Regions from separate parts of the Homo sapiens genome. Here regions 2 and 3 are each linked to region 1. The links are chromatin contacts, found by Hi-C or POLR2A ChIA-PET in ENCODE. All regions are on one chromosome and are shown on one strand. Each heading gives the region's core, a stretch centred on a gene start or an enhancer-like site at or near the end of the contact. The rest is flanking DNA. Distances are from core to core; before and after follow the strand shown. Region 1 holds the start of RBMS3-AS3 (RBMS3 antisense RNA 3). Region 2 overlaps LINC00693 (long intergenic non-protein coding RNA 693). Region 3 holds the start of RBMS3-AS1 (RBMS3 antisense RNA 1).

Region 1 (3,262 bases), core at 674-3,173:
CAGACATTTACTGAACACCCATTTTGTGCTCAACTCTATGCAAGTTTTTGGAAATATAAAGGCAAGTGAGAACAATGTGACCTCCTGCCCCCCTAGAGTTTAGAACATCATGGAAGAAACAAACAATAAGCAGGCAAATACATGTAGAATAAGCCTTCTATGAGGGCAAATATAAAGTGCAGCAGAGAAGGAAGGGTTTAGAGAAAGCTACTGTGAGGAGGTGATATCCATACTGAGACCTGAAGGACAGGCTGAAGGGTAAAAGAGGTGGAGATGGACTTGGGAGAGCACTCCAGGAAGAGGGAATGACAGAAGCCTCTGAGAGCATGTTCCTGTCCTGAAAGTAGCTCAGAGTGACTCCGGTATAGGATGTGAGGGGCAGAGTTGAAAGTCCGAGACTAGAGTAGAAAGCCAGGGCCAGACAGCTCGTCAAGTGTCCTGAAACCTATTCCAAAGAGTCAGGACTTTATTGTTTGAGAAACGTGACACCACTGGAGGATTTTTAAATCAGTGTCATTTTTAGTGTCTGATTCAGTGTACTGCCTTCAGCCAGGAGAGTTGGCAGTATTTCTATTTTATAGATGGGACAACTGAGGCCCCAAATAATACATTTAAGAGATAGGTGGGGTTGATTTAATATTCTCAATCACCATGTTGTCAGGGCCTCCTAACTCTTACCCTCTCACCCTCCATCCTTCCTTCCTTCTGATTGTTATTCTTGTCAAAAGTAAAACATAAAACTATTTACCTGCCATCCTTATTTTTATCCAAGGAACACGTATGCACTCACACAGCTTCCAGAAACCAGTTCCCCTCGGTGGAAGCCAGTTGCTTTAGGGGTGGTGCGGCTTGTATGTGGATGGACACCATGTGTGCACTGAGCCCAAATTCTCTGTTCTTCTTGACTAGGAAGCTGGATTTGTACCAGGGACCTTTTATCTAAATAGGAGACTCTGGGCTCAGGAGAACAGAGCCGACTTGACAAAGTAGAAAAGAGCTCAGTATTGGTCTGCCCACGCTTTGGGCATGCGTGAGCACTCGCAGCAAAACACAGCTGGCACATCTAATTTTAGCCTCGCCCGCCTTGAAAAGGGACCCTTTAAGGAAATATATTTTATCTGAAACAATTTGTATTATAATGTAGCAGCTGATAGACATGACAGAATATTATCATTGGTGGGAAAAAACTCTGCCAAGCAATTATGATTTTTGTTCTTTTTTTTTTAGATGATATCAGTAAAGTGATTAAAGCATCAATGCAACAAAATAATCATAAAGAGAGAGACAATGGGAGAAACAGATTTTATCTGTAAAATATCTGACGAACCTAAGGGGTCACTTCCTTTGATTTTTTTTTTTTTTTTTTTTACAAAATGGATGTATTTTAAAAAAGTTATTATTTTTGATATGTTCAGTTGATCAGTCCAATCTGATGACATGTGGCATTAATAGTAGTCCTGGAGTAGACCCTAAAATTTCTTCAATACTTAACATCCACCAAGTTTTCCAGGTAGTAAAAGGTTAGTTTCTCAATCAGCTCTTGGATGCGTCTGGCTCTAGCGTGTTAACAGATTTTGAAAGCATCCGGGACTTACTTTTTTCCCCTTTAACCAGCAAGGTTAGTTCCCCTGCCTTTATTTCTTTTCCTTTCTCCTCCTTCCTTCTTTCGTCCTCTCTTCCCTCTCTTCTGTGTTTTGTTTAGCAGTGTGGCTTACCTTGGAACTTGGCAAAAAGAGGAACAAAAAGCAGCTCTTGTGTGGGGTAGATGGAGGAGGGATAAGAAATAATCCACCGCCCGCATTTGAGTTCTTCAGGTTCAGTTCCAGCGGCAGCAGCGTTGCTGCAAAAATCGCTTGCTATTCGAGATAGCCAGCAGAGGGAATCGGAACTTTGCTTGCAGCAGGGGTTGAAGCAGCCTTTTTTTTTTTTTTTCTTGGAGGAAATACTGCAGCCTTCTGGACTGCGTACGCTGCTCCCTGGAGAGGCTCTCTCGGTTCCACCCACCGGCTGGAAGGAGGGGAAGTGAATGAAAGGACAGGACAAGCCCCGAACACCATGTCACTCTGGGAGGGAGACAGCAGCAACTAAGCTGTACAAGGTTTTTTTTTTTTTTTTTTCTTCCTTTTTTTCTTTTTTTTTTTCTTTTTCCCCTTTCTTTTTCTTTCTTTCTTTCTTTTTCTTTCTTTCTTTCTCTTTCTCTCTCTCTTTTTTCTTTTTCTTTAAGGTGGGGAAAGAGACAACCAAGAGACAGGAAGCTGATCTGCAAGGATTCGGAGTTGTGCTAAAAGGACTTTGATTTTTTTCCCCCTTTACGAACGCTGGCAATTGACATCACTACAGACAGCCTGGTTAGAGAACAAACTGCCTCATCCCAAGTGGACCCCGGCAGCTGGGGGAAGCCAGGCAAGATCTGGGAAGGCTGTGTGTGGGTGTTTTTTCTACAGATCTCACTCCTCGCCCTTTTTTTTTTTCCTTTGGTGTGTGTTTTTTGTTTTGTTTTGTTTTTTAAAAAAATTCTTGCTGTGTTGGAACTAGCGAGTGGTGGAGTCTCTGAAGCCTCATCAGTCACCGGGACTGTCAGGAATAGTGGTTTAAGAGGAAGCTCGGCCTGGGGCACTATACCCTGTCATCCAGTTCCCTGCCTCGGAGATAAAGATTCCAGCTACATGGGCAAACGCCTGGATCAGCCACAAATGTACCCCCAGTACACTTACTACTATCCTCATTATCTCCAAACCAAGGTATGGCTTGACCCACGGTCTGGCGATCAGCGTGGTATCGTTCTGCACTTGGGATGGGAAACAGACAGGCGTGTGAATTATTAGTTAACCCCCACCCCCATCACTTCTTCCTGCTTCTTTGAAATTAGTGACATACCAATGGAGTTAATGAGGCAGAGGAAGACATAAGAAGAAAGCAGCAAACCCGGAATTGTAGCTTTCTCTTTAAGGAGAGATAATAGTTTCACTTGAGTTCAGTTTCTTTGTTGTTATTTGGCAGCATAAATGGTCCTGATATCAGGAACGTCTTTTGCAGATGGGCACGGTTTTTAGAAAGCAGATCACAACAGTGATTACCAGGCACAAGAATATAATTTCAGGGGCTTTTCTGGTGAGCTGTTCTTTGATTGTGGCTCTAAAAGGGTTTTTCCCACTGGATAGGACGTGCAACGGTGGGGGTAACTCAAACTTTTAATCGCAGGGTATAGAATGAAAGAAGGGTGTGAGAAGGTATAGGGCTCCTACCAGAGTCTCTGAGAGTT
Region 2 (3,018 bases), core at 489-2,988, 610 kb before region 1:
CCTATTTTACTTCTCTTCCTACCTTCTGTTAAGTCTCTCTCCCACATTATTCCTTCTCTGCCTATCTTGTGTTTTCCCAGGTTTCATACTTAGAAGCTCTCCTTAGCAATCTTGTACTTTGTTGTGGATTCCAAGACTGTCTACTGAACTGAAGAATGTCTCTGAATGTAGCAGAAGTAATACTCACCAGCTCTCCCTCTGAATTACTCCTCTATTTGACTCTTCATCATCCTCTTCTTCATTCTCATGACATTTCAATACCTAATATATACTGAACACTTGTTATCAAGCAGGTTCAGTGCTGAGAGCTTTTGAAAGTAGAAGAGCACTTTTAAAAGATTGAAAATTATTTTCAACTTTAAAAAATCAAAAAAAATTTACCAAGTAAATACGTTCAGGTAAGCAGCATCCACATCAGAAAATAACATTGCCAGCATTTTAGGGGCTTCTTTAATGCTTTAATGCTCCCTTCCTGGTTACTAACCCTCTACCCAGTGATAATCATCCGGACTTTTTTTTTCAAGATGGAGTTTTGCTCTTACTGCCCAGGCTGGAGTGCAATGGCATGTTCTCGGCTCACTGCAACCTCCGCCTCCCAGGTTCGAGCAATTCTCATGCCTCAGCCTCCCAAATAGCTGGGATTACAGGTGCCCGCCATCACGCCCAGCTAATTTTTTGTATTTTTAGTAGAGACAGGGTTTCATCATGTTGATTAGACTGGTCTCAAACTCCTGACCTCAGGTGATCCACCCGCCTCAGCCTCCCAAAGTGCTGGGATTACAGGCATGAGCCACCGTGCCTGGCCAGTCATCCAGACTTTTTAACATTTATTAGTTTAGCCTGTGTCTGTGTGTTATTTAAATGGAGTCATACAATATGTAGTATTTGGTATCTGGCCTCTTTGCTCAATTTTATGTCTGTAAGATTTGTCTATCTTTTTATGTGTAGTTGTTGATTGCTCATGCCCATTACTGTGTAGTGTCCCATTGTATGAATAACTACAATTTATGTATCTATTTTTCTGTTGCTGGAAATGTTGCTTATTTTTAGTTTATTATTATCACAAGCAGGACTATTAGGAAATTTTCATATATATATATATATGTACCATTCAGCACCCATAATACACGTTTCTATTGCGTATAATCTTAAGAGTGAAACTGCTAGGTCATAGAACATACATATGTTCAAAAATTGTACTCTCAGTTTATATTCGCACTACCAGTATATGAGAGTTCTTGTCCATGTAGCATATATTCTAATTTTCAAAATGGTTCTGTGACATAGTTACAGTTTTATTGTCGTTTTTCATTTTAATAAAATCCGAGTCTTAGACAAGATAAAAGACCAATGTCATGTACTATTAGTTTATACCCCAATGCAGTCTGACCCCAGAGCCTGTATAGTTTAGTAAAGTGTCCAAGGGAGAGAATACAGTCGTGAGTTCTTAGTTTCCCTTTCTGGTTGGGTCAGTGAAGTCCCTTCCTCACCCCTCTTTTCTGTTTATCTCTACAGACAGAAACTAAAAACAATGGCTACAGGCCGCTAAAAGCCTAAAACAAAACAAAACAGAACAACAACAACAAAATAAGTTGGCTTAGACAAGCTTGCAAACCACTATCCTTTCTTATGCCTCTAGGTTAAGGATGTTATCATATACAGGTGTCCTCTACTTGGTAACTTTCACAGCTCATTTCCATAAAGCCAAATGCCAGCCCAGTGTATGTCACCTCCTACTGTGGCCAACAGATGGCGCTAATGGTGGTTTGAAACTTGTCACTTGGGGCTTTTGAGCACATGAGCTCAGACATAGCCTCTTAGAACTAGTCTTTCTCTATAATGGTCTGAGCTGACCTGAGAGCCAGAAACTTTAGGATCATTTCTCTCTCCCACCCCACCTAGTTAAATCCCAAATCCCATTCATCTTAATCAGAAATAATTCCTGAATATGTACCCCTCTCCATTCTCTCCTTCCTCTGTGTGTGCTCTCCTCCTGTCCCTTTTTTTAGCACTCATCACAGGTGGCTATTTATGTATCTGCATTGCCCTGCTATGCTGTGAACTCCTCAGGGCAGAGACTGGGTCATATTCATTCTGTGTCCCCGGTGTCTGACAGTGCCTGGCACAAAGAAGGTGCTCACGTTGGGGACTGAATAAAGTTCCCCTGGCAGAAACCCAAAAGGTTCAAAATGACTGTTCTTTCCTGTAGTCACAGAAGCTCACAGGGCATTTGACTTGCCCTGTATGCTCTGAATGGTCTGGTATCGTACTCTGACCTATGGGAGATCAGGGCTTATTATCACACAGGCTTCTGGCCAACAGTGTGGCTTATTTGTACATTCCATCTCTCTTCTTCCAGAAGATGAAAGACAGGACATGATACAAGCTACGAGATCATTTTTTTAAAGAAAAATGGGTGGTTGTCATAGCATTTCTGGTGTCAGACTGCAGATATGATCAAGCTGTCCATTTACCCTGGTTCAAATTGAATTGCTGGTAATTAAGAATGGGGAATGGGGTTAGGTCCATCTGAGATCAGACAGCAGAACCATTAAGGACAGATAAATCCCTTTATGAGAAATAAAGAGACTCCTGGTTATTAGACTGTATGTTTGTGGGCTAGGTGTTTGTTTTTAATCACAAAGTTTTGTACACTTGGAAGAGGTTAGGTAAAAACATTAAGCAGATTAACATTTTACAAATATTTTCTTTCCCTGACCGTCCTTTTCTACCTCCTTCCCACAGTTACAACTTTTCAATGTTAGTGCTGATATTCTCTCTCTCTAGTATATCACTGTGTTGGGTTAGGAGCCAGACTGCTTGGGTTCAGCTCTTGGTGCCACCCCTCCTATTTATGTGATCTTGGGCAAATTAACCTCTCTGAGCCCCAGATTTCTCATTAGTAAAGTGAGTTTACTATTATAATATTACCTTCCTCATAGGGGTGTAATGGGGATTAAATGAGTTTTAATACATCTAAAACTCTTAGAATAGTGCCAGCCCATATTAAGTGCACTT
Region 3 (3,088 bases), core at 298-2,797, 650 kb after region 1:
GGGATTAATATAGGTGCTAAAACAGCTATGTGTGCTCTAGATGGTAGAGAAGCCACACATGCTTTTCCCTGATTTGCCAATGGTTTTGTATTTCAGTTGGGAAATTAAAATATTGAACTTTCAAAGACTTCAAATTTCTTTCAAACATTGGCAGAAGGTTAACAACACAGATGCTTTTCTGGCCTTAGGTCAGATATATTTACGCCACACATGATGATCTTTGGAAACTTTACCCAAATTACTGTTGAAAATTGTTTATTTCAGAACTAGGGCAACCAGATCCACCCTTTGTCTCTTGAGTGGGAGCAGCTTTGTTTTGCAAAGGCAGTGGCTAAAAAGGACCAGACCTTTCCATCAGCTGTTTGGTCATTGTATTTTTTAGTGGAATTATAGCATTGTACAATATTTTTCTTTGCAGCCCAAACATTGAGCAAAGCCAGACATCCAGAGATGCTAAAATGAAAAATCTGTTTCTTCTTGCTTTGCCACTTGCCAGGTGAACTCTGTCAGACACCACATCCTATACATCTCAAGTAAACAAAATTATGCTTAATGTGTTGGCAACATCTGTCACAAACACTCTTCAGCCTATGGCTTAAATATATTAAGTTGGAGTGGATTTGACAGTGTATTTAATAAGTCAAAGTTACGGTTGTGGATACTGGCTTTGCCATGCTAACCATAAGGCTTTTCTTTTCTTCTTTTGTATTTATTTATTTATGTCATATACAATACAAAAGAGATTCTGTAGTTTTAAATAAGCAAAGTGGCTGGCAAACTCCCCCTTTGCTGTAGGTAACCAACACTAAACCTCTCTAAGTTGTCTGTCCCAGACAAAGTATCATTAAGAAAATTCATTTCTCCCAGGAGTTCCTATTAGTTACTTCCAGTTTACTCCCTGACTGTACATTTCTTCCATTCCCTTAAGATTAAAAAATTTGTATTCTTAATAATTTGTAGGATTGTTTTCACTGAATGTTTTTATTGAATGCAAACAAGACTCTAGATTCTTACATATCCTTCCCCAAGAATCCTTATTTTATTTTTTATTTATGTGCAATAACTGATCTGCTTAGAAAGAACTGTTCATTTATGTGCAGTAACTGGTCTCCTTACATTATTTTCCACTCTGTGCCTAGTGTTGCTATTTACAATTCCAATTAATGATAAATCCCTTCTTACTTTTCCCTTTGATTGTCAGGTTTCTGGTTTATACACAGAAGCAACACTCACTCTATGACATCTGTAATCAAATGAGTCCCCAAATACTGCTTTCAATGAAAAGATTCTGAAAGAGACCAGACAATTCTTCCAAAATTAATTCCAAGTGCAGGCATTCGATCCTTCTCATCATGCATGAATTTTGATTGTTCTGTCACATGCTCACCTACCTCATCTGCATATTGCCTTTAAAAAAAACACACCCCTGGGGAATGAGACAACCTCCAGGGTATTGAGAAGAAAGTATCCTTACCAAACGCAGTTTGGTTTTTATCTCTGATTTACATGAATGATCCTTTTTGTGGCTAGAGCAAGCTGTTTAGAATTGAGGGGTTTCTGGGATTGTGACAGTTTAGCTGCATGTTGGAATGTCTAAGGGCAAATATTCTAAAAAGATAACCTGTCTTGAGTTCAAGAAGAGAATCGAAGTCTTGCAGCTGCTAAGCATTAGAATGTTGTCAAAGTACCACTTTTTGGTTGAAAAAAAAAAATGCTTCAGGACTTCCATCTTAACTCTGAGGTTATTCTATAATTTATCCCTAGGTGATTTAAGAAGAACCCTTGTTCTTCTTAAAGTGTTTACTTCTGGTCTGGCACAACAAATACCTGAAATGAAGGCCAGTAAGTATTTTTTAAAAAAGGAAAACAATAAAGATGGTTTTGTTAAAAAGATTCAGGCAGCAGAAAGAAAAGTGATGTGTCTCTGAATTATAATTAAGTAAAAGCTTATCTTATGTTTCTCATTTAAGAGGCATCCTGATGAATGACAATGCACAGAAGCATCGAGAAATTCAAACAACACAAATGCACAATTGTGTATATTTACAAGCTACAGACCTTTAAAATAACAGACATGTTTTCTGATTGATTCCTACTGAAAAGCCTAAATGTCTTTGTGAACAAAGCTGGCCCTGTATATCAAGCATTTCCAAATATTTGGCTCAATTTCTATTATCTCTGAAAATTAATGGGGAGGAGCCCACAGAGAAGGCAGAGTGATAGCCTGATCTTTTTCACAGATATAGTCAGGAAGTTGAATTTCGATAATACCAGGAAGAATTGCTTAGTTTGAGCAAAAGCATTTTAGGAAACGCGCAGTGGGTAATTAGTTTGGGTGCCGAGATCTGGCCATCTACATGCATCTGTCCAGTGAGAAAAATAATGTTTAGGGAAATAATTTATTCAGATACATAATCATTTGATCATAACTGAGTATTTAAATGGGTTGTTATAAAATATGTTTCTACTTTTATCACAATCTTTAAATAAACATTGAAATTATATACTCTCAAAGATTCCATCCAATTCAAGCTTTTTAAGTTTGTTTTTTAAAAATATTTTTCCTTCTCCAAGTTAATTACTGCAAGGAAAGTAGCAGGGTAGAGAAAGAGAAATGGAAGGATAAAATGACTTAGCTCCATTCTTCACTCACCATATGACACTTTGCATATGGATGGAAGTTTTTTAAAATGTCTGTAATTTCTTTTATCCCCAACAATGATAATAAATCAAAAGACATATTCTAGACATCCACTTTTCTTAACATCTGATTTAAAAGTTGACACTTTTATTTTTAAAAAAAAATTGTGGATGGACATAAAAATTTGACCAGCTCTAACAGAGTTTGGTATTCTGTCTTGTGTCTAAAATATAGATAGATAGAAAACAGGTCAAAAGGTTAGGAGGAAAACAAATGGGAAATAGTAATTTCGATTTTTAGATTATCAATGATAGATTTTAATATGTCCTTCAAAGAGATCCAGTTCAGAAACCCATGTGGGCCAGCATTATCCCTCTTAGTGGTAGATTGTATTGGGGTGACTAAGAATTATGTATGTATTAATAAGTAATAGATAAATGACATAAA

The links. A loop is a pair of places that touch in the nucleus more often than their neighbours do. ChIA-PET counts read pairs that join two places held with the same protein, here RNA polymerase II (POLR2A). Pooled maps may share reads with other maps.
Region 2: a map of IMR-90 shows a loop between it and region 1 (22-fold over the local background). The contact joins the enhancer-like site here to the promoter of RBMS3-AS3 in region 1. A Hi-C loop is called at or near these places in 4 of 168 maps with a recorded cell type or tissue (IMR-90, MCF 10A, chondrocyte and 1 more) and 10 of 50 pooled maps. POLR2A ChIA-PET finds 5 or more read pairs at or near these places in 1 of 52 experiments (AG04450).
Region 3: a map with no recorded cell type shows a loop between it and region 1 (6-fold over the local background). The contact joins the promoter of RBMS3-AS1 here to the promoter of RBMS3-AS3 in region 1. A Hi-C loop is called at or near these places in 1 of 168 maps with a recorded cell type or tissue (ascending aorta), 1 of 37 single-sample maps with no recorded cell type and 7 of 50 pooled maps.

Annotation. Positions count from the first base shown.
Region 1 is chr3:29,279,016-29,282,277 of GRCh38, forward strand. RBMS3-AS3 (RBMS3 antisense RNA 3) reads right to left here and starts at 1,924. Exons shown (of 3, transcript NR_109804.1): 1 at 1,716-1,924. RBMS3 (RNA binding motif single stranded interacting protein 3) reads left to right here and starts at 2,056. Exons shown (of 15, transcript NM_001003793.3): 1 at 2,056-2,741. The coding sequence starts at 2,667. RefSeq lists an enhancer at 911-960.
Region 2 is chr3:28,666,098-28,669,115 of GRCh38, forward strand. The region is part of intron 2 of LINC00693 (long intergenic non-protein coding RNA 693); the gene reads left to right. Among named protein-coding and RNA genes, the nearest start is that of LINC00693, 92 kb to the left of the region's middle. RefSeq lists a silencer at 1,675-1,834. Within about 2 kb of position 1,739, at least 5 of the 41 ENCODE cell types and tissues checked have a DNase peak (open chromatin) inside an H3K27ac peak, as active enhancers do.
Region 3 is chr3:29,932,609-29,935,696 of GRCh38, forward strand. It overlaps RBMS3-AS1 (RBMS3 antisense RNA 1), which reads right to left and starts at 1,548. Exons shown (of 3, transcript NR_046556.1): 1 at 1,234-1,548. All of the region lies in intron 10 of RBMS3 (RNA binding motif single stranded interacting protein 3), which reads left to right.